Regions from separate parts of the Mus musculus genome. Here all the other regions are linked to region 3. The links are chromatin contacts, found by Hi-C in ENCODE. All regions are on one chromosome and are shown on one strand. Each heading gives the region's core, a stretch centred on a gene start or an enhancer-like site at or near the end of the contact. The rest is flanking DNA. Distances are from core to core; before and after follow the strand shown. Region 1 overlaps Znrf3 (zinc and ring finger 3). Region 2 holds the start of Aebp1 (AE binding protein 1). Region 3 holds the start of Gsdma (gasdermin A). Region 4 holds the start of Xbp1 (X-box binding protein 1). Region 5 holds the start of Ube2d-ps (ubiquitin-conjugating enzyme E2D, pseudogene). Region 6 holds the start of Urgcp (upregulator of cell proliferation). Region 7 holds the start of Ccdc117 (coiled-coil domain containing 117).

Region 1 (2,700 bases), core at 83-2,582, about 93 Mb after region 3:
CTGAGTGCTACATGCCTAAGGCCAAGAGTGTCTAGAAACCAGAGGATGGTCCTGGGCTATGCCCCATTTAAGGAAGGCCTGTTCTTGGATTTGCCCTGATACCCCACTTCTTTTGCTGAGATCCAGGCTGGGTTGGCACTGAGTAGGGGCTTATTTTTGCTGTGTATATCAGAGTCATCTGGTGTAGATAAGCTCAAGGCAAAGCAGGAGAAAGGAAAGACCATGTGAGGAATGGCCAGAATCATAACAGTGAAATGAGACCTAAGGGGGAACCAGCTCTTCTCTCCTGATCCTCAGTCCTGCCATCTGTAGACTGGCAGGCATGTGAACTTGGGGCATGTGGCCTCAAGTCAGAGTCCTGCCAGGAATCTGAGACCTGTAGCTGGATTTCATCTAAGTGGGAAAGAGCACCTAACTAGAGAGGGAGGACACATAGCTTAGAAGTTAAGGATGACTATGAATACAACCAGGCAGAGGTGAGCCCCTCAGGCAGAACACAGATGGCATCCATGTTTACTGCTAGAGTTTTGATGGCTTGACCTCCCTCCTGCCCATGCTCTACAGCAGCAGTATGCAGGGGCTGTTCTAGCAGTTACTCCTATGAAGAAAATAATTTGGAATGTCAGGGAGTCACGTTCTTTTGACAGTCTTAAATTCACTTTATTAAAGATAAATACAACAGCTTTGGCTTTTAGGATTATTTATGACAAATTGTTTTCTGCTTGTACACTTAGCCACTCACAGCACCTTGGGAGAAAATTGCTGTTGTATGGCATTTGACCTTGGCTCAACTTATTTTCTGAGGTTTTGAAAGTAGACCAGGAGAGTGTGGTGACTTCTGGAGAACAGTTGATCAGGCATCTTTCAAGTTCTGCTCCTCACCCTTCAGTCTGGGGATGTCAATGGGCAGACCTCGGTTTTAGCAGAGAGCTTGTAAGCATGTCCCACCCCTAGCCTTAGTATTAGGCAATAGAGTGATAGGTTGGTTTGGACATTTTTCTGGCTATTGATGGGTGTTATTGTGGCTTCTCCAAATTGAATGAGGATTTTTTTTTTCTTTTTTCTTTTTTTCTTTTAATACAGCTAGTGAGCCAAATGAGCCACACTGGGATAAACTCTGTTTGTTTACAAATTATGTAAGAGAAGGGCCCGCCATTAAATTCTCTGAGCCAGAATTTCTCTCCCTCTTCAAAGTTGTAATCAAACTAAACAAACACTTTTCTGCAGGAGAAACAGGAGCAGATGCTCCTGGGAGGCCTTCAGCAACTGTGGAATGTTTAAAGTAGAAACACGTAACCAAGGTGGAGCTGTTCCAGAAACAGTGCTTGTTCTAGCCAGAACTGAAGCACGTGTCAGCTTTTTTATTTAGGGCAAGAGGTGCAGAATGAACCAGGCCAGTGCAGGCAGGGTTTTCCTCGGAGTGTTTAACTGGGTTTTCTTATCCTGCTTCTCACAGTGTCAGCTCCATTGGATGTTACTTTCCTTTGCCTACTCCTTTTTTCCCCTTAGAAAACAGAAGAAAAGAAAACAACAACAACAACAAAAAGCACTCCCAAGTCTTTAATTATTATTCCTTATTTTTTAGCTGTGTTGGATTACAGTTGAACCTTATCTTTTTAACTGTGCTAGATTTTACAGCTGGGAGTCTAAAAGCCCTTCTGTTAGCTCCATTCTCACAGGGTCATTCAGGGAAGTGAGGTGGAAGCCTTCCTGGCCTTTGCTAGTGTCTCAGTGAGCCTGGGAGATTTAGTTCTTTTGGGCATGGGCAAAGACTTCTAGGCTCAAGGACACTTTTTTTTTTTTTTTTTTTTTTTTTAAGTTCTCACTAACTTGGATCTTTATTGAGTGCCTTGATTTAAGATTAATTCATTTTTATTCATGTGTATATGTCTGTATATGCCACATGAGTGCAGGTTCCAATGGGGTCAAAACAGGGTGTCAGATCCCCTCCTGTAAGAGTTATAGGCAGTTTTGAGTCTCAGGACTTGGGTTCTAGGAACCAAACTTGGGTCCTCTGAAAGAGCAGTATGTGCTTTTAACTATGGAGCTATTCTCTCATCCTGAAATGGCTTGATTTAATTTGGCTTGGGAAATTATAAAATTTCAGGACATCAGTATATAAATAGATGTGTACTTTTTTTGTTTGTGTTTTTGACACAGGGTCTCTATATAGTCTTGGCTATCATGGAGCTCACTGAACTTGAACTCAGAGATCTGCCCCTGCCTCCCTAGTGCTGGGATTAAAGGTGTATTCTACAGTGCTCGATTTTGATGTGTACTCTCTAAGCCATATGTAGGTTTCTGTGAAGTGTGCCCAAGATGAGCTTTTCTCAAGGTATCTTCTAAAAGATAGCAATACTGCAGAATGATCTAGGGTGAAAGAATTTTATGAACTTACTTTGAGAAATGATGTTTATTTATTTTATATTATCCCTGAAAGTCCTACTGGAGGAAAAAAAATCTGTTTAATCTGACATTACTCAAATATACTTGATCACAAAACTTTTTCTAAAAGGACTTGGGAAGATTCTGTACTATGTATATAGTACCTGTGTAAGCTGGTTTAGGGTTTGTGCCTGTGGATTATGAGTAGGATAGGTCAAGAGCACATCCACTTTTACCTTAAAGGCCCTGGGATATAGAGTCACCACCAGCTAGAACCAAGGGCACACCTTTTGAAGATGATAGGAGTGCTTTTTC
Region 2 (2,700 bases), core at 125-2,624, about 93 Mb after region 3:
CTCATCTCAGAGAAGTCAAGTAGCAGGGGCCACCCTTCTAGCACCCTAGGAGCTGCAATTGCTGGGTGCGGAGAATTTAATGGCGAATGGGAAACACACAGGCAGCTGGCTGAAACACAGGGAATACAGCAAAACATGCAGCAGGAGCAGGGTCACTTGGCAATGTCCAGAACGTCTTGGTTGCTGGAGGCAAAGTGTGCAGGGAGGTGAGGGTAGGGAGAGCAGGACAGATCTACAGCAGTGGGGGCCGGAGGGGGAGTGGCTGACCTCAGGAATGATGAATGGTGCCTTACAGTCTCCTGGGAGAGAGATCACAAGATCCGTTGCCACTCTCCAGAGGGCCATGAAAAACAGCTAAGATTTACTGACAACGATTGCATAAGAGGCTCGGGGTTGCATGCCTCCGGGATGCTATCACCTCGCTTAGTTCTGACCATCTCAGACTGCCCACTTTCACCTGGAAGTCTTCCTCACCCCGCTCCCCTGTCTGTGTTCCTGTGGGAGAAGAGGAGGCAAGCAGATGCCTAGGCTTGAAGCTTGCCACTAAGAGACTAGGGCCAGTTCGGAGAGGCGAATCACAATTTCCCACTCGTCCAAACCTACACTCTCTTGAGACCTGGGATGAACAACTTGGGCGACCTCAAAAGCCCAGCGCCACCCTATGCTGAACACACACCTCCAGGTTTCCAAACTCCAGGACAGAACTGCTGCCTGGCAGTGTGTTGCCTTGCGTTGCCTTGGAGAGACATTCCTCACGGGGCAGCATGGGAAGTGGCTAGACCCTCCAGAGCCCCTGTATGCTCACTTGATGCCATGGCCACCCATGTCACCAGGTTCTCACCTTCTACATCTGCCCGCTGCTTGCCCCCTGCCTTGGATTTGCGGGGACGCTGGGTGGGTTCGGGAAGCGGCTGGACTTCCACGTCGTCTTCCCGGGGCGGGGACTGGGTCTCCAACTCCGAAAGGAAGCCTTCGAGGAACTCCTCGATCTCGTCGTCCGTCAGCACCGTCTGTGGGTTCCCCTCAGGGCACAGCGTCAGCAGTGCCAGGAGGCCGCAGAGCAGGGATGCGGTGCGCACTGGAGCCATGGCTCTGGGCACGCGCGGGAGCCGGGCGGGCTTGAGCAGGGACTTGGGTGGCAGGGGCAGCGCCCCGCGTAGGGGCGGGAAAGGGCGCGAGGAACGTGGGCGTCAAGGGTATCCAGAAAGCGGTGGGAAAGGGAGATTCAAGGAGAGCAAGGGGCTCCAGGAGAGGTTCTGGCGGGCCCAGCTCCGGCAGCAACTGGGCGCTCCTGCCCCGCGTGGCTGGCTCTCACGCGGACCGCCCTCCAGAGCGCTTGCGACGGCCTGGCCGGGGCGGGGGCTTCGGGTTTCCGGAGGGGGAGGAGGAGGAGCCGGCCTTGGACCGGGGGCTGCGGGGGAGGGAGGCGGAGCAGCACGGAGCCCAGACTAATAGCAGCGTCAGCGCCCAGTTTAGAGGGTCTGGGTGCAGGGCGCCTAGCGGGGAGGAAGGCCTGGGAGAAAAGAATGCAACAGTTATGGGGAAGGGAGTGTGCGGAGTCTAAGGAGACCTGTGCTCTAACCCGCTGTGCCCTTTGCTCTGAGCCCAGGGAGATTGCTAGGGGAGGGAGGGAGTAGGGCCCTCGAGGGTACTGGCGATCACCTCCTTTCCACTTTCTGGAGGTTAGCTCTTCAAAGTGTCACCTGCTGTGTGCTTGCACAGGTGTCACCTTTGTCCAGTTATCACCAACATCCCAGGTCTTTGGAGCCAATTTTTGCGAGGAAGGCTGTGAAAAGCTGTTCTCAGCAAGCTGCTGTCCTTATGGAGATAGGAGCCCCACTTCAGAGCTCAGGGCTCAGGTCCCAATGTGGAGTAATAGCTATTTCTCTCCTTCCTCTGACCAGAAGCGGTTAAAACAACAAATTGTTTACAACAGCTTCAGCTATGGCTTCTAGAATACAAACGTTGGCTGGCTCATAATGGCCATCATAGCTAAGCCCAGGAATGCCAGAGCATTTACCCATGAAGGATTAAAGATGTGAACGTGGGCTTGTAGCAGCCATAGGTCCAGGGCAGTGGCAGGCAGCTTTCAACCAAGGTGGGGAGGCACTCTGATAAAAAAGAATAGCGACCCCCAGATGATTGACATGGGAAAGTTTACATCTCAGCTGGAAGAGAAAAAAGAAAAAGCAGGTCAAGAAACACCAACACGATGCCACCTCCTCAGTCTTTCACCCTCACCCTCACCCTCTCTGTCCAGCATGAGCAGGGAGAAAAAGGGGAAATTTTCGGGTACTGGGCTCTGTAACCCACTGCTCTCAGGGAGTAGGCAAGCCCCTCCCGGCAGTCTCCTTTCTGGCTCTCCTTGAGGAAGCATGGAGACTATGCCAAGAACTGATGTGTGTGTGAGTGTGTGTGTGTGTGTGGGGGGGAGGGTCTAACCCATCTTAGCCCTCCTAGCTGTCTGACTCAGCAGGGGAACTCCGTGTCCACAACTTACTATACGCATATTAAATGGACCACCTTTCTGGTTTATTCGATTTTTTTGAGACAGAGTTTCTCTGTGTAGCTCTGGCTGTCCTGGAACTTGCTCTGTAGACCAGGCTGGCCTCGAACTCAGAAACCCACCTGCTGCTGCCTCCCAAGTGCTGGGATTAAAGGTGTGCACCACCACTGCCCGGCTAAATGGACCACTTTGTG
Region 3 (2,700 bases), core at 34-2,533:
TTGCCCTTTCCTTGGCAAGGCTACACTTGTTTGCACCCTCCATTTCCTTCCCACCCACCTCCTAGCAACACCAGTATAAGTGGGCAAATTTCCTAGTTCCTCTCTCCCAACTACTTCTTTGCCTTTGTTAGTTCTGCTTACGATATATCCCCTTTCCAATAGAAAGAATTCGTATTTGTCCTATAAGACTCAACTGAAGGACTGGAGAGATGGCTCAGCAGTTAAGAGCACAGACTGCTCTTCTGGAGGTCCTGAGTTCAAATCCCAGCAACCACGTGGTGGCTCACAACCATCCATAATGAGATCTGAGCTACAGTGTACTTATAATCAATCAATCAATCAATCAATCAATCAATCAATCTTTGGACTCTGAGCAAGCAGGACTGGAGTAAGAAGGAAAAAAAAAGACTCAACTCATGTCACCTGCTCACCCCTTTACTCCTTTGGGCATTTTGGTGACTCTGCCTGCATTCCCAAGGCATCTTGTATATCCACTTCTGAAACACCTGCTAATTCATCTTGTTACCATCCATCTGTTCACCTGACTGCCTTGCCTACTCAACTGTGACTTTCCTGAGGGCAGGAAATGGGCCTGAGTCACCTCTACAGCATCAGCACCATGTCTGGTAGAAACAAGGATAGAAAGAGTGAGCTTGGTCCTGGGAGACATGCTGGAGGGAGAGGGACCAAGAGGATGTGGGGCCTGCAAGGATCACAAGTTTGACAGTTTAGGACTCTGTCTTTGAAGTCGAGGTATCTCACCTGGGGATCCAGGAGACACACCCAGGTTTTCCTGGTGGGTGGAAGAGATCAGACACATCAGCTAGCCTCCATGGGCCTCACCTTTCTGTAGTACTTGACAGAGGCAGGGAAACAGGAAGGAGCACACAGAGATGTTGGGGCCATCCTGCCATCTACAATATACTTTCCAGCCCTTGTTCCTGGAAGGGTTGGGATGGCCTATGTCCCTCCAGAGACCAACTGAGTGTACCTAGAAGGACCTACCCTTCACCAGAGTGGCACTCAAAGGGCTGCCTCTCTTCTCTCTAAGGCCTACTATGAGTCCTACCCCCAGTAAAATGCAGGGAGATTTATGGCCATGATAAAGGATAAGAAATCCCATGCCCATTTGGCCCCAACCTTCCCCTGGTTCCCCAGAATGTCCCCCTGCCTCCTCAGCCATCATTGATCTTACCAGGGAAGGGTGATGCTGGATCCTGTCTGGCAGCTGGTGTGTGGTGAGGAACCAGAGCTCGTTCTGTCTATAGGGTGAGGGAATGACTGGCTGTCCTTTATCAGGACTGGCTGCTTTATGCCTCCATGGAGGCGGGGATGTAAGCTCCCACAGACCCCGCCTCCCACAATGACCCCACCCCTTTTTGTTCCACTTCCAGGAGAACAGCATCAACCTGTTTGAAGTGCCCCGCCTCAGGTCCTGTGGGGGTGGGTAAAAAGATGCCAGGCAGGTGTCTGTGTTGCTGGGGCTGAGACAGAAAGAAGGGGGACTGAAAGTTTGCTTATAGACTGGGGAGGAAGGGAGGCAGTGGGAATTGGCTGTGTGCGTGTGTGTATGCACTTATGCTTATTTGTGTGTGAGTGTGCATGTGAGTGTGTGTGTGTGTACTCATGCATGCGTGTAATTGTGTGCAGGGGTGATACAGGGTGGATCACTGCCCTGATGTCATCTGGAAGCACCTGCCATTCATCTGAGGCCTTGTGGAAATGATAAGTGATAAGAAATCCTGTATGTTCAGGGACTACAGGCAGCAGAGCAGCTGAAAATCTGCCCTTCAACTTTGTATGCATCAGCCTGCTGATTCTTACCTCTCTCTATGTGTATATGTGCCTTGGCTACACATGCATAACTTGGTACCAGTATGCACAGAAGTCTGAGGAGGCAGGATAGAGTGAGCTCATATGGCCTTCTATAATTTGGAAGCATCTCTAAGTATATGGAATATATGCTCACACACAGGCAGAGGTGGATCTCAGCGGTGAGATGACGGACAGCCCAGGATGTATGCTGTGGGCGTTCAGCTGTCTCCCTGTAGGTCATTCAGGAACTTTCTCTCTCTCTCTCTCTCTCTCTCTCTCTCTCTCTCTCTCTCTCTCTCTCTCTCTCTCTCTCTCTCTCTCATGTTAGTGCACTGCTGCTCTCTTCAGACATACCAGAAGAGGACTACATATTCTATTACTGATGGTTGTGAGCCACCATGTGGTTGCTGGGATTTGAATTCAGGACCTCTGGAGGAGCAGTCAGTGCTCTTAACCTCTGAGCCATCTCTCCAGCCCCCATTATCTTATTAAAGTTGCTCCTTGGAAATCACTTAAAAGAGGATTCTACACACACAGGCAGGTCTCTAAATTACAATTTATGTGATTTACTGCAAGGCCATATGAAGAAGCAGTTTCCTGGAGATTTCCTTAGGGACTGGTAGGAGTGAGGAAAGAGTCTCACACTCTGCAAAAATATCTTTAAAACTTTATTACTTTACTTTCTCAGAATCCTTCCACACTTTGTTCTGCCTCTCTGGTCCCCATCCTTCACCCCTTTTCTTTCCTCCATTCCCTTCCACTTCTCACCTGGCACAGCTATCAGCATCTTAGACAGACAGCTCTAGCTCCTGTTTGCTGTCAGGTGCCCATCCCCCTTAGGAAAGGTGGAGTTGGGTTCTTGGGTGTGTGGGATGGTTTTGTTAT
Region 4 (2,700 bases), core at 117-2,616, about 93 Mb after region 3:
TCCACCACTTGCTGCTCCAGCTCGCTCATCCGGGCTTTCTTTCTATCTCGAGCAGTCTGCGCTGCTACTCTGTTTTTCAGTTTCCTTGGGGAGGAGACAGGGAACATAACTGAGTCATCTCCAGCTTTCATGTGTCTTCATTTGTAGACGTGGCCAGCTGGTGCTTTCGTTGACTTTACAGAATAAGGCTTAGCAAGTAAACACGCTTAAAGCTCCTATCAAAACGCACACGCACACGCATACACACGCTGCTTTCTATCCACAGGCCTTGAAGACTTGCTTGATTCTCTCCCGTGCGGCTGTCCACCCGGATCTCATTTTACCACCGGGCTGATACATTCCCGTTGCGTCATATGCTTCTTCCCTCCTCCCCCGCTACTTTCTGGGTCCAATTCCGTCCCACAGGCTCCTTGCTAGAGCGATATCCGTGAAGGCGGCGGGGACGCTACCAACTGTCCCTCCCCAAGCCAAACTCTCGGGATGCCGGACGCTGTGGACTCGGTTCCCAGGGTGGGGTTCCCAAGTGGCTGCAATGACAGCTGGAGCGGTTCCTACCCTACGACCACAAAGAGCGAGCATTTACAGAGGACTGGGCGTCGGGCACCTTCTTCTGTGCCTGTGTCGGGAGCTCCTGCACACACCCCCGACGCAGACCTTCGGAGGGGCATCCCCCTCAGCTCCGCTTCCCAGGTTAGACACTAGAGGTGAATCTAACCCACCGTACGGAGCCCACCAGCTGGCACACACGAGAGAGTCCCAATCCCAGTCCTGCCGCCCCGCGCCCCAGCCTTGCCCGCCGGGCCCACCTCCGCAGCGCTTTCTCCTCCGGGCTCAGGTGCGTGAGCCGCTGCCGCTTGCGAGCCTGCGGTGTCCCGCTCGCCTCCGACCCTGCTGCCCGCGGACCGGGTACCATGAGCGGCAGCGCCCGGCCGCCGGAGGCGGGCTGGCCAGATAAGAGTAGCACTTTGGGGGCCGCCGTGGCCGCGCTCGGCGCCGCTGCCACCACCACCATAGCCAGGAAACGTCTACGCCAGCGCCGCCACCGCCCCGTGGCCTCCTGCCGCGCCCAGCCTTTCTAGGGTCGTGGCCGTCCGCGATTGGCCGGTGCTCCGTGACGCGCGGGTATATTCATCACTTATTGGTCCTGTAGTCCCGGGGGCGGGCTCAACTCGGGCGGGGTGAGTGTCCAGCGTGGCTGCACAGCTGTTCTCCGCCGTGCAAACTGGGCCTTAGGGTGGATGGACGGTGGCGACCACTGGTTGCTGGAGTCCAAGGATCTTCGGCAGACGTCCCCACCCCGGCTGAGGATTGCCAGGCTGTCCTCTCAGGCCAGATTTCCAGACCGAGTCTCACGGTTTTACCCTAGCCCGACCCCATTTTAATGTCCGGCGCTACGTCCCCCGTCCCGTCCCCCCCCCCCCCCCACTTCCCAGTACAGCAGAAAATTGAACTGGTGGCATATCCGGCTTAGGGTTAGCGGACACACACACACACCTGGGAAATTTTCACAAAATGAGTCTTTAGAAAATGAGATGATTGCAAAACTAAATGTAGCAGGGTAGTACTCACTTGTAATCTCAGCACTTTATTGCCAGTTTGAGAGCAGCCTGGGCTACATAGGGAGGTCTAGCTAGGCCAGCTGGGGCTATAGATCAAACCCTATTTCATATAAATTAATTGATATAAATTAATAACTTTAAAAGAAAACACTAGAGCCTTGGCTAGCATGTAGTAAGGGATTAGTAAATAAAGTCTGCATAGTGAGAATACATGTGGTTTCGTTTTTCTTCTTATTTCTGATCTCTTCTGGTATGAGCTTTTATCACTGTTGTCTTTGTTTTGCTGTGCTGGAGCCAGACCCCAGAACCTAATGCTCTAGCACTCCACTATTCCCCTTTACTGTGGAACTAGAGATACCACTGAGCTATATATACCTCCAGACTTTAGTATTCCTTTCATTAGGGAATGGGAGTGAGGAGGGGGTGGAAATAGGTTTCAGGGGATGGGATGGGGTGGGGGAGAGTGTACTCTTCTATTGCTTTCCGCCTTATAAGAGTCAGTGCACTTGAAGCTTGCCCCTGAGGCTATGCTGGCTGGCCATTACACCTCCATGGTCTGCTTGTCTCTGCTCTCTGCCACTGGGGTTACGATCAGGCTCAGCCTTGCCAACCTTTCACCTGGGTGCTGGGCGTTTTTCACCTACACAGCCACCCCTACATTAGTATTTTTTTTCCTTTTCCTATTTCCAATAATTTATTTTTTATTCACTTTATATCCCAATCATAGCCCCCTCTTCCTAGTCCCACCCTTACAAATCCCCCCCCCCCATTGCTCCCTCCCCTTCTCCTTAGAGAATACCTCTTTGATACCACCCTACCCTGGGACATCTAGTCTCAGCAGGACTAGGTACAACATCTCCCATTGAGGCCCAACCAGGCAGTCCAGGGAGGCGGAGGGGATCCAATGGCAGGGAACAGAGACCAAGATAGCTCCACTCCACTTGTTAGGGGACCCACATACAGACCAGGCTGCACGTTTGCTACAGATGGGGGTGGGGGGGATAAGTTCAGCTCCTGTAGGTTTCCTTGTCAGTGGCCCAGGCTCTGTGAGCCCCCATGGTCCCAGGTTAGTTGACTCTGTATGTCTCCTTGGGGCATCCTTGACCCCCTTCCACTGCTCAGTTCTATTCCCATCTCTTCC
Region 5 (2,700 bases), core at 80-2,579, about 93 Mb after region 3:
AAATCTAATTGAGACACATAACCTGGATCCACTTGGTGGAAAGAATCATGCTAATGCTAAAAGTTAGGGTCATAGGGCTGGAGAGATGGCTCAGTGGTTAAGGGCATGAACTGCTCTTCCAGAGCTCCTGAGTATGATTCTTGGCACCTACACAGGGCACCTTACACCCACATATAAGTGAGCAAATCTTTTTTTTTTTTTTGGTTTTTCGAGACAGGGTTTCTCTGTATAGCCTTGGCTGTCCTCTGTAGATCAGGCTGTCCTCGAACTCCGTCTGCCTCTGCCTCCCAAGTGCTGGGATAAAAGGTATGCAACACCACGCCCGGCCCCAAATCCTTTAAAAAAGAGGTTATAAATACCATTTTGCAGTATAGAAAATCCCAACTAGGGTTGGTGAGATGGCTCAATGGGTAAGAGCACCCGACTGCTCTTCCGAAGGTCAGGAGTTCAAATCCCAGCAACCACATGGTGGCTCACAACCATCCGTAACGAGATCTGACTCCCTCTTCTGGAGTGTCTGAGGACAGCTACAGTGTACTTACATATAATAAATAAATAAATAAATAAATAAATAAATAAATCTTTAAAAAAATTCCAACTATTAATACTATGTGAAAACATGGATCATAAATTACAGTATAATGCAGGGTATGGTGGTGCACGCCCCTCGGCAACCAGAGGCAGGAGGATCTCTGTGAGTTTGAGGCTGGCCTTGTCTACATAGCGAGTTCTGGGTCTGCCAGGAGGCCGTGTCTCAAAAAACCAAACCAAACCAAACCAAAACGGAACAAAAAACAACTTAGAAATATAAAATAATTTTCTTTAGGAAAAGGACGAAAAGTGGATAGGCTAAAACGTTAACAAATGGTAAAGGGTGGATTGGTGGCTTCTTTTTCTGAGATGCAATTACCAGGCTCTAGGTTAATGGGCTAATACAAACCTACGGGATGAAATTCTCCCGCAGCTCAGCCTCTCGTGCTAGGCACCCTGGGAGACACCCCTCTGCTTCCCTAAACTCCGCCCAAAGCTGCGCGCGCACGTGACCCGGTCGCATGACTCCGCCCCCGCGAGTCGCCCGCCAGAGGCACTCAGCCACCTCCTAAGTCTGCGCCGACCGCGGCGGAACTCGCGCGGGGCAAGTGTCAGTGCGCCCTGCCGCACCTCAGCCGCGGGGTTCTATTCGCTGCGACAGCCCGCAGAGTGGACGGGCGGGAGGACCCCGTTTCCGCCACTCTTACCTTCTGGATCCGTTTTAGAGCCATGTTCCCGCTGCTCGTGCCCCACCGGCCCTGCGGGGCAGACTAAGACGGCCGCCTGGGCCGCAACGCTGCACGCCGGGAACGGCGCTCTACGCGTGCGCGCCGCGGTGCGCTGTGGGTAGCTAGTGCGCGCAGCAGTCCTGGGTCTGACCACGGAGTCGCGCACGGTCAGTTACTCGGCCACGGTCACGGCCCTGTGGCTCTGGTTTCTGCTAGGCGAGGGGCCTGGGCACCAGGACATGCCTGAAACCGCAGGTGCCACACGCTATGCTCTCTGCCCCTCCCTGGGCTCCTCCCCAGGCTGTCACTTAACTCCTGAGCTTAGTGGTTGTCAGCGCTGTAAGTATACATTCACTTTTATATGCTTTCTGGGCAGAAGTGTTACAGATATTTCTGAATACGCGTAGGTGCTGAGCACAGATGCATCTACATGTCTGGAGAGCTGCATTTTCAGTAGTACTTAGTTGGCTTCAATGCACTGCCGCTATTGAGACTCAGCCTGAAAGTGCACATCCCAAGCTAAACTCTGCTTCCCTTTCCCCAAGACATCGAACTGTTTAAGACCAAGTGTAAAGAACTTAGTGGTATGTCACAAAATCTGTGTAATAGATTGTAGCCAACATCTTGGAAATGAAATAGAATATGGCAAAATACATAATATCAGCGTGCCTCATACAGTAAAGAATCTGGACTCTCTATATAAATAATCATATATATTGTTTCCAGACAGATAAACCTAATAGGGTATGCTAGTGCAGTTGCTCTGGACCAAAGGTGTTCCAACACCAGACTGGGCTACATAGTGAGTTTGAGGCCAGCCTGGATTGCAGAGTAAGACCATGTCTTAAAAAAAAAAAAAAAGCCGGGCGTGGTGGCGCACACCTTTAATCCCAGCACTCAGGAGTCAGAGACAGGCGGATTCCTGAGTTCAAGGCCAGCCTGGTCTACAAAGTGAGTTCCAGGACAGCCAGAGCTATGCAGAGAAACCCTGTCTGGAAAAACCAAAAAAAGAAAGAAAGAAAGAAAGAAAGAAAGAAAGAAAGAAAGAGAGAAAGATCCCCAAAGGAAAATCTAAAACTAGAGGAGCTGAGGAGATAGTAGATAGGAGTGCTTGTGGTGCAAGCATGGGGCCCTGAGATCATTAGTACCCACAGAAAAGGTGAGGTTGGCTACTCATGTCTCTAACCCCAGCACTGGGTAGCCGGCATGACAGGATCCCTGGAGCTACCTTAGCATAGATAGTGAGATTCCAGTTCAGTGAGAGACCTTGCACCAAAAGCAGTAAGGCACAAAGAGTAGCATTTACTCTGTCATATATCTGGCATTCTACTCTGGCCTCTGTCATGTTCCTGCACATACGCATACAAACCCTGCCCAAAACAAAAACAATGAATCGAACACTTAAATGGTTTCCCAGCCAGATTCCTATATGCCATTCACC
Region 6 (2,700 bases), core at 53-2,552, about 93 Mb after region 3:
AATTATCTCTTCGGTGCTTTATAATCTCTTTGGTGTTTAATATTCTTTTTTTTTAAGATTTATTTATTTTATTATCTGTAAATACACTGTAGCTGTCTTCAGACACTCCAGGAGAGGGCGTCAGATCTCATTACCGATGGTTGGGCGCCACCATGTGGTTGCTGGGATTTGAACTCAGGACCTCTGGAAGAGCATTCAGTGCTCTCAACCACTGAGCCATCTCTCCAGCCCGGTGTTTAATATTCTTAGTGGTGAAGAGAATACTATCTCAATGTTGGGCCCTGCCCCGCATGGTGGTGCACACTTTTAATCTCAGCACTCTGGAGAAAAAGCAGGCAGGTGGAACTCCATGAATTCAAGGCCATCCTGGTCTACACAGCAAGCTCTTGGCAGGACAGTGTTAAACAGAGAACCTGTCTCAATGAAAATAAAGAAAAAGAACTTGAAGGTAGGAAGGTGGGGAGGAGCTGGGAAGGGAAATTATAGTGACACATAGTTTGTATTTTTTTTCTCATTTTCTCAACAGTTCATTACTACCGTTTGATTTGATTTTACTGGTTATGAGTTCTGAAATGACATGATTGGACTAATGCTTTTATGTCACAGAAAGGAAAATGCACTGTATGAAAAAAATAAATTGAAAAAACAACTTAATGTGATAACACAAAAATGCCACCAGCAGTGGTTTGCACTGCATAGTCCAGAGTTTGTTTCTTTAAATTAGGTATTTTCTCTTAAAAGATATAATTTGTCTTTGAAACTAATTTAGCAGGGGCTGGAACCAAGCCTCAAAATTTTACATGCCTAAATATTCATAGCTTGTAGGTGATTCTGGGAAACCCCACTGCACAAGTTCTAAACTTTTTATTTCTATGTAATACAAGATAAGGCTTAATATACACACTTAAAAAAAAAGTGGGAAACCAGCTCAGAGGCCAACATTACTCCACCCCGCTGCGAACTAGTAGCAGGAGAGATGTTGTTTTCCTTTAGAACAGCAACACTGTACACCCCAGAGGTAGAGGAAAGTGCGTTTCTTACAGAAATTAACATCAGAATGCGGGGACTAGAGGGTGGTGTCCAGCAGTCTGGCAGCTGTCAGTGGCCCCAGGGCAGGTCTGGCTCCGCAGGTGAGTTCCAGCCTCCGGGCAGCGGGCCGGCCTGGCCGGTGGCTGCCGTAGGTAGTGCTCTGGGCCCAGGGCGTCCTCTCCCTCGCCCCAGGCGCCCGCCTGCCCTCCACTGAGCTCAGCCCACGGCGCCCGACGCCCTAACGGAGCGGGCGGGGGCGGCCTACAGGCCCCTCCCCGGCGCCCGGCGGCAGCCGCGCAAGCAGCGGAGGAGGCGGGAGCGCCCAGGCCGCTGCGCTCATGGCGTCGCCGGGGTGAGTGAGGCGCTCCGGGTGTGCGGGGGGCGCCTGTTGGGCGAGGGGCGGGCGGAACTGTGCGTGTCCACCACCCGGCGCCCCCTTGGCCTCGGCCGGACCCCGGCTGACTCTGTCCCGCCAGGTGCCTGTCCACGACCCGCGGCCTCCCCCGCCGACCTTGGGCGGTCGTAGCCGGGCCAGGGTCTCCCGGCAGGGCCGCGGGCAGGACCAGCCAGGACAGCGGCCGGTCAGGGCCGGAGAAACGGGTTCTGGAGAGGGGCAGCAAGGAAGCTGCGGGAGGGGACTCGGGGTCCTAGGGCTCGGCTGAGGCCGCAGAGCGGCTTAGCAGGCCTGACGTGTGTTTCTGGCGTTTAGACTTGCTTGCGTTGGAAGTTGATGCTTGGGTTCACAGTCATTAGGGGACATCCCCAGGCTGTCCCACGTCAGGGCAAGTGGGGCTCAGCTGGACTGGACCCTTGTCCAGAGTGAAAAAGCGGATTCGGGATCTAAGACTGCCTGTGTTGGGGTGGGGGTGGGGGTGCTTCTGTGGGATGGCTACACTTGTTCTGGTATTACCTCTTTCCTAGTGCTCGTTCTCTCTCCCAAATAGTGTTCTTAGGAAATTATATAGTGACACATAGTTTGTATTTTTTTCTCATTTTCTCAACAGTTCATTACTACCGTTTGATTTGATTTTACTGGTTATGAGATCTGAAATGACATGATTGGACTAATGCTTTTATGTCACAGAAAGGAAAATGGGTCTCAAGGTCATCGCTATAGGTGGTAAACATCTTTTTGACTGTACGCCATCATTCAGAGGGTCTCAGACCCAGTAGTACTGGTAGCAGCCCACGCTGTGTATCATTGCAGTTAGAAGACTTACAGGTGCAGGAGGACTTCTGGGGGAAGCATGTAGAAGTTAGCTCTCCCACAAAGGCAGACTTCACTATGCTAGGGAGTGATTTGGCTCGGTACAGTGGTCTGAATGAAGGTGAATGAAGCAATCTGAACTTGATCCAGGCCTGCAGGCGCCAGTCAGATCATGGGCAATTTCCACCTGCCTAATGCCTTTCTAGGCTCGAGGGCAAGCAGGCACTTCTGAGACCAGGCCTTTTTCAATGCCAGCTGGGTATCCAGTACTTTGAGCTCATAAGGAGAATAAACTGTGATCCATCCTGGGCAGGCCAGGCTTTGGACCCAGAGGGCCAAGGTCCCTCTACATTCTTGCCCAGCCTCATAGGAAAGTGTAAGGCAGTGTTTGAGCCTGTGGCAGCTGCCATTAGGCTTGTAAGACAGCTTAGTACATTTTGTGTCTAAACACACTGCTTTGTAGA
Region 7 (2,700 bases), core at 59-2,558, about 93 Mb after region 3:
CCAGGCTAAGACACTAACTCACTTCCTTAAGTCCACTCTAGTTCAGTTACTGGTGTGTCCTTGATAAATCTTTGGCTAAATGGCATTGACAATGGTATAAGCCACTCAGTGATGAGTGATGGGATCATTCTTTAAGGCAGAAAAAAATGGGGGATGATCAGTGGTAGGACTGACCAATCAATCCTCCACTCCATTGGTCCAACCTAAGCAGGGGACATTATTAACCATCTTTGGATATACAAGGCTGAACTTCTGCTTTTCCCCTCCAATTGCTCTCCCAATCTCTGGGGGTTTTAGTAATTGTCCATGGGATCCAATACATCAAAAATTTCATTTATGATAAAACACAGAAACAATTGAAAGATAGCATTACAAGTACACACATGTAGAGTTTTCTAAGCCTTGACATCCTGTTTTGTTGTTAAGGCTGAACTCAACCATTCTCTTGCTTCAACCTCCCTATAGCTGGGATTGACTGGAAGTATGTGCCACACATCCACCTGCTTCATGTATAAATATTGTGGTGGAGTACATGCACCCTACCACTCAGCTGCACTTCCCTCTCGGAGTTTTATTAGCTTTTAATTTTCTATTTGTTATTGTTATATGTGTGCATGAGAGTGCATGTGTAACCAGGGAACAAAACCAAGCCAGTCCCCACCCCCACCCCACGAAAGGAAGTTCAAGAACAAGTTTCTAGAGTTGGTTTTCCTTTCACCATAGATTCTAGAATAATAACTCCAGCTGTCAGGTCCCACTCCTAGGCATTTTTTTTTTTTATATTTTGTTTCGTAACAGTGGCTGGCCTGGAAGTCACTATGTAGACCAGACTGACCTAGAATTCAGAGATTTTCCCTCCTCTGCCCAGAAAGTGCTGGTATTAAATGTGTGCACCACTATGCCCAGCCCCACCTCTAGATTTTTAATTCATTCACTACTCACTTCAACTCTGAAAACATTTTTTCTTATCCTGTTTACTACAGAAGAAACAGAAACGTGTAACTTTTTATTTTGGACTGGGTCCCACGTAGACTAGGCTAGCCTAGACCATGCTACTTAGTCAAAGTCTGGCTTTGAATGTGTCTGATTATCCTGCCTCCACCTGATAAGAGCTGGGAATCCACCACGCCCAGCTCAAACGTTCTGTATAGGGATTGGGTGTCTGTCATTCTGGCCGGGTGAGGGCGACCTGACCTCCTGCAATTCGTCCGGTACACCCCCGGCCATCTTGCCTGTAGTCCTTAAGGACCACAACTCCCGGCATGCCTCACGACAGCGGCCCTCTATACACAACAAATCCCGACGTGTCTCTGGGCGGTCCGGAGTGGAGGGTTCTAGAAGGCGTGAGGTTGGGGGGCCGAAGAGGGCTCAGAGGCAGGTAATCGTGGGTAGCGTTGGTGGCGGCCACTGCGGAGTCTGGGAAAACGAACGACTGGGGTCGCGGACGCAGCCTCGTCTGGAAAGCCATGGCAGCCCTCGGCCGGCCCTTCAGCGGCCTCCCTCTGAGCGGCAGCGCGGACTTCCTGCAGCCGCCACCGGCCTTCGCGGGCCGGGCCTTCCCGCCAGGAGCCGCCGGCCATGACCTGGCCCCGCGGCCCGGTGTCCGCGGCGCGCCGAGCAGCCCGGGCGGGAGAACAGCGCGCGGACGGTGAGCAGGCGGGGCGGGCCCGTTAACCTCTCGGGACGTTAACCGTGAGTCCCGGGGCGCAGGGCGGGCGACCCTCGAGGGTTCTTCGGCCTGGACGCTTCCCTCCACACGCGCGGCCGCCGGCTGCCGGCCGGGACAACTTTGAATGCCTCTGGGACACTTGGGTCCCTCATCGGCAATGTTGGGGGCAGAAATGGGTTTGGAGCGAGTGCTCAACTGTCACTGCCCCGACAGAAGTGACAACTTCAGATTTTCTTGTCTGAGGTTATTTTATTCGGAGCCCCTGGCAAATCGTGATCACCTGGGACCTGTGTGGGTCTATCACGGCCAAGGAAGGAATGTTCAATTTGTGGCGGGAGATCCGGATGAGTGAGGCGACAAATACATGGTGCAGAAACGTTACATTTACGTTCCAGTCGTGAGTGACTGGTTTGTTTTTGTTTGTTCCAACAGTGTTTCCATTCACTGTAGAAAGAAACACAAGCGGTTGGCGGAGGATGATGAGTAAGTATCCAGACCAATTTGTCCTCTTTGTGGTCGCGGTTAGTTTAACACGTGTATCCTATTTGAAGTGAAAACGGTGAAGCACATGTATCTCTTTAAACTGCTGACATTGTTTGCCTTTTAGGGGCAGAAACTGAGTGGCGGGCAGGTAGAGGAAAATGCGCATGCATTTTAAACTGTCATTTCAGACACAAAAGTATTAAACCAAAACAAAAAGAAAATCCTAGGCTCTGTATTGGAAGGGTTGGTGTTCTCCGCGGAGGTAGTAACCATGTAACCTGTTCTCTTTCTCCTTAGGAAGAGTCCAGAAACTTACAAATTTTGTAGCCAGATACCTGGTCACTCTGCAATGCTTTGGAGTAGCTTATTCCAAATGAGTATATACAAGGTCTACCTGTTGGTTTTTGTTAAGATCGCCTGTCTGTGGAGCCGTGTCTAACCAGGGCTGTCCTCAAACTTATTAGATCTGTTTGCCTCTGCATGTTCAGATTATAAAGGCCCACATGCTACCAGGCCTCAATACCTGCCTTTTCTTTTTTTTCTTGACC

What was found. Hi-C counts contacts between places; a loop is a spot of excess contacts on that map.
Region 1: a map of T-helper 2 cell shows a loop between it and region 3 (9-fold over the local background). The contact joins the enhancer-like site here to the promoter of Gsdma in region 3. A Hi-C loop is called at or near these places in 2 of 37 maps with a recorded cell type or tissue (T-helper 17 cell and T-helper 2 cell).
Region 2: a loop to region 3 is called in a map of T-helper 1 cell, with 11 times the contacts of the local background. The contact joins the promoter of Aebp1 here to the promoter of Gsdma in region 3. A Hi-C loop is called at or near these places in 1 of 37 maps with a recorded cell type or tissue (T-helper 1 cell).
Region 4: a loop to region 3 is called in a map of T-helper 2 cell, with 11 times the contacts of the local background. The contact joins the promoter of Xbp1 here to the promoter of Gsdma in region 3. A Hi-C loop is called at or near these places in 3 of 37 maps with a recorded cell type or tissue (T-helper 1 cell, T-helper 17 cell and T-helper 2 cell).
Region 5: a map of T-helper 2 cell shows a loop between it and region 3 (9-fold over the local background). The contact joins the promoter of Ube2d-ps here to the promoter of Gsdma in region 3. A Hi-C loop is called at or near these places in 2 of 37 maps with a recorded cell type or tissue (T-helper 1 cell and T-helper 2 cell).
Region 6: a loop to region 3 is called in a map of regulatory T cell, with 10 times the contacts of the local background. The contact joins the promoter of Urgcp here to the promoter of Gsdma in region 3. A Hi-C loop is called at or near these places in 2 of 37 maps with a recorded cell type or tissue (T-helper 17 cell and regulatory T cell).
Region 7: a loop to region 3 is called in a map of T-helper 17 cell, with 11 times the contacts of the local background. The contact joins the promoter of Ccdc117 here to the promoter of Gsdma in region 3. A Hi-C loop is called at or near these places in 2 of 37 maps with a recorded cell type or tissue (T-helper 1 cell and T-helper 17 cell).

What each region holds. Positions count from the first base shown.
Region 1 is chr11:5,420,682-5,423,381 of GRCm38, reverse strand. The region is part of intron 1 of Znrf3 (zinc and ring finger 3); the gene reads left to right. Among named protein-coding and RNA genes, the nearest start is that of Znrf3, 23 kb to the left of the region's middle. Within about 2 kb of position 1,332, at least 2 of the 3 ENCODE cell types and tissues checked have a DNase peak (open chromatin) inside an H3K27ac peak, as active enhancers do.
Region 2 is chr11:5,860,540-5,863,239 of GRCm38, reverse strand. It overlaps Aebp1 (AE binding protein 1), which reads right to left and starts at 1,374. Exons shown (of 21, transcript NM_009636.3): 1 at 842-1,374. The coding sequence starts at 1,088.
Region 3 is chr11:98,662,934-98,665,633 of GRCm38, reverse strand. It overlaps Gsdma (gasdermin A), which reads right to left and starts at 1,283. Exons shown (of 12, transcript NM_021347.4): 1 at 1,196-1,283.
Region 4 is chr11:5,519,307-5,522,006 of GRCm38, reverse strand. It overlaps Xbp1 (X-box binding protein 1), which reads right to left and starts at 1,366. Exons shown (of 6, transcript NM_001271730.1): 1 at 807-1,366; 2 at 1-84. The coding sequence starts at 1,012.
Region 5 is chr11:5,760,779-5,763,478 of GRCm38, reverse strand. Ube2d-ps (ubiquitin-conjugating enzyme E2D, pseudogene) reads right to left here and starts at 1,329. Exons shown (of 7, transcript NR_015577.1): 1 at 1,239-1,329. It also overlaps a transcript of Urgcp not described here.
Region 6 is chr11:5,739,778-5,742,477 of GRCm38, reverse strand. It overlaps Urgcp (upregulator of cell proliferation), which reads left to right and starts at 1,302. Exons shown (of 6, transcript NM_178623.3): 1 at 1,302-1,381. The coding sequence starts at 1,368.
Region 7 is chr11:5,540,825-5,543,524 of GRCm38, reverse strand. It overlaps Ccdc117 (coiled-coil domain containing 117), which reads left to right and starts at 1,308. Exons shown (of 5, transcript NM_134033.2): 1 at 1,308-1,648; 2 at 2,102-2,152. The coding sequence starts at 1,467.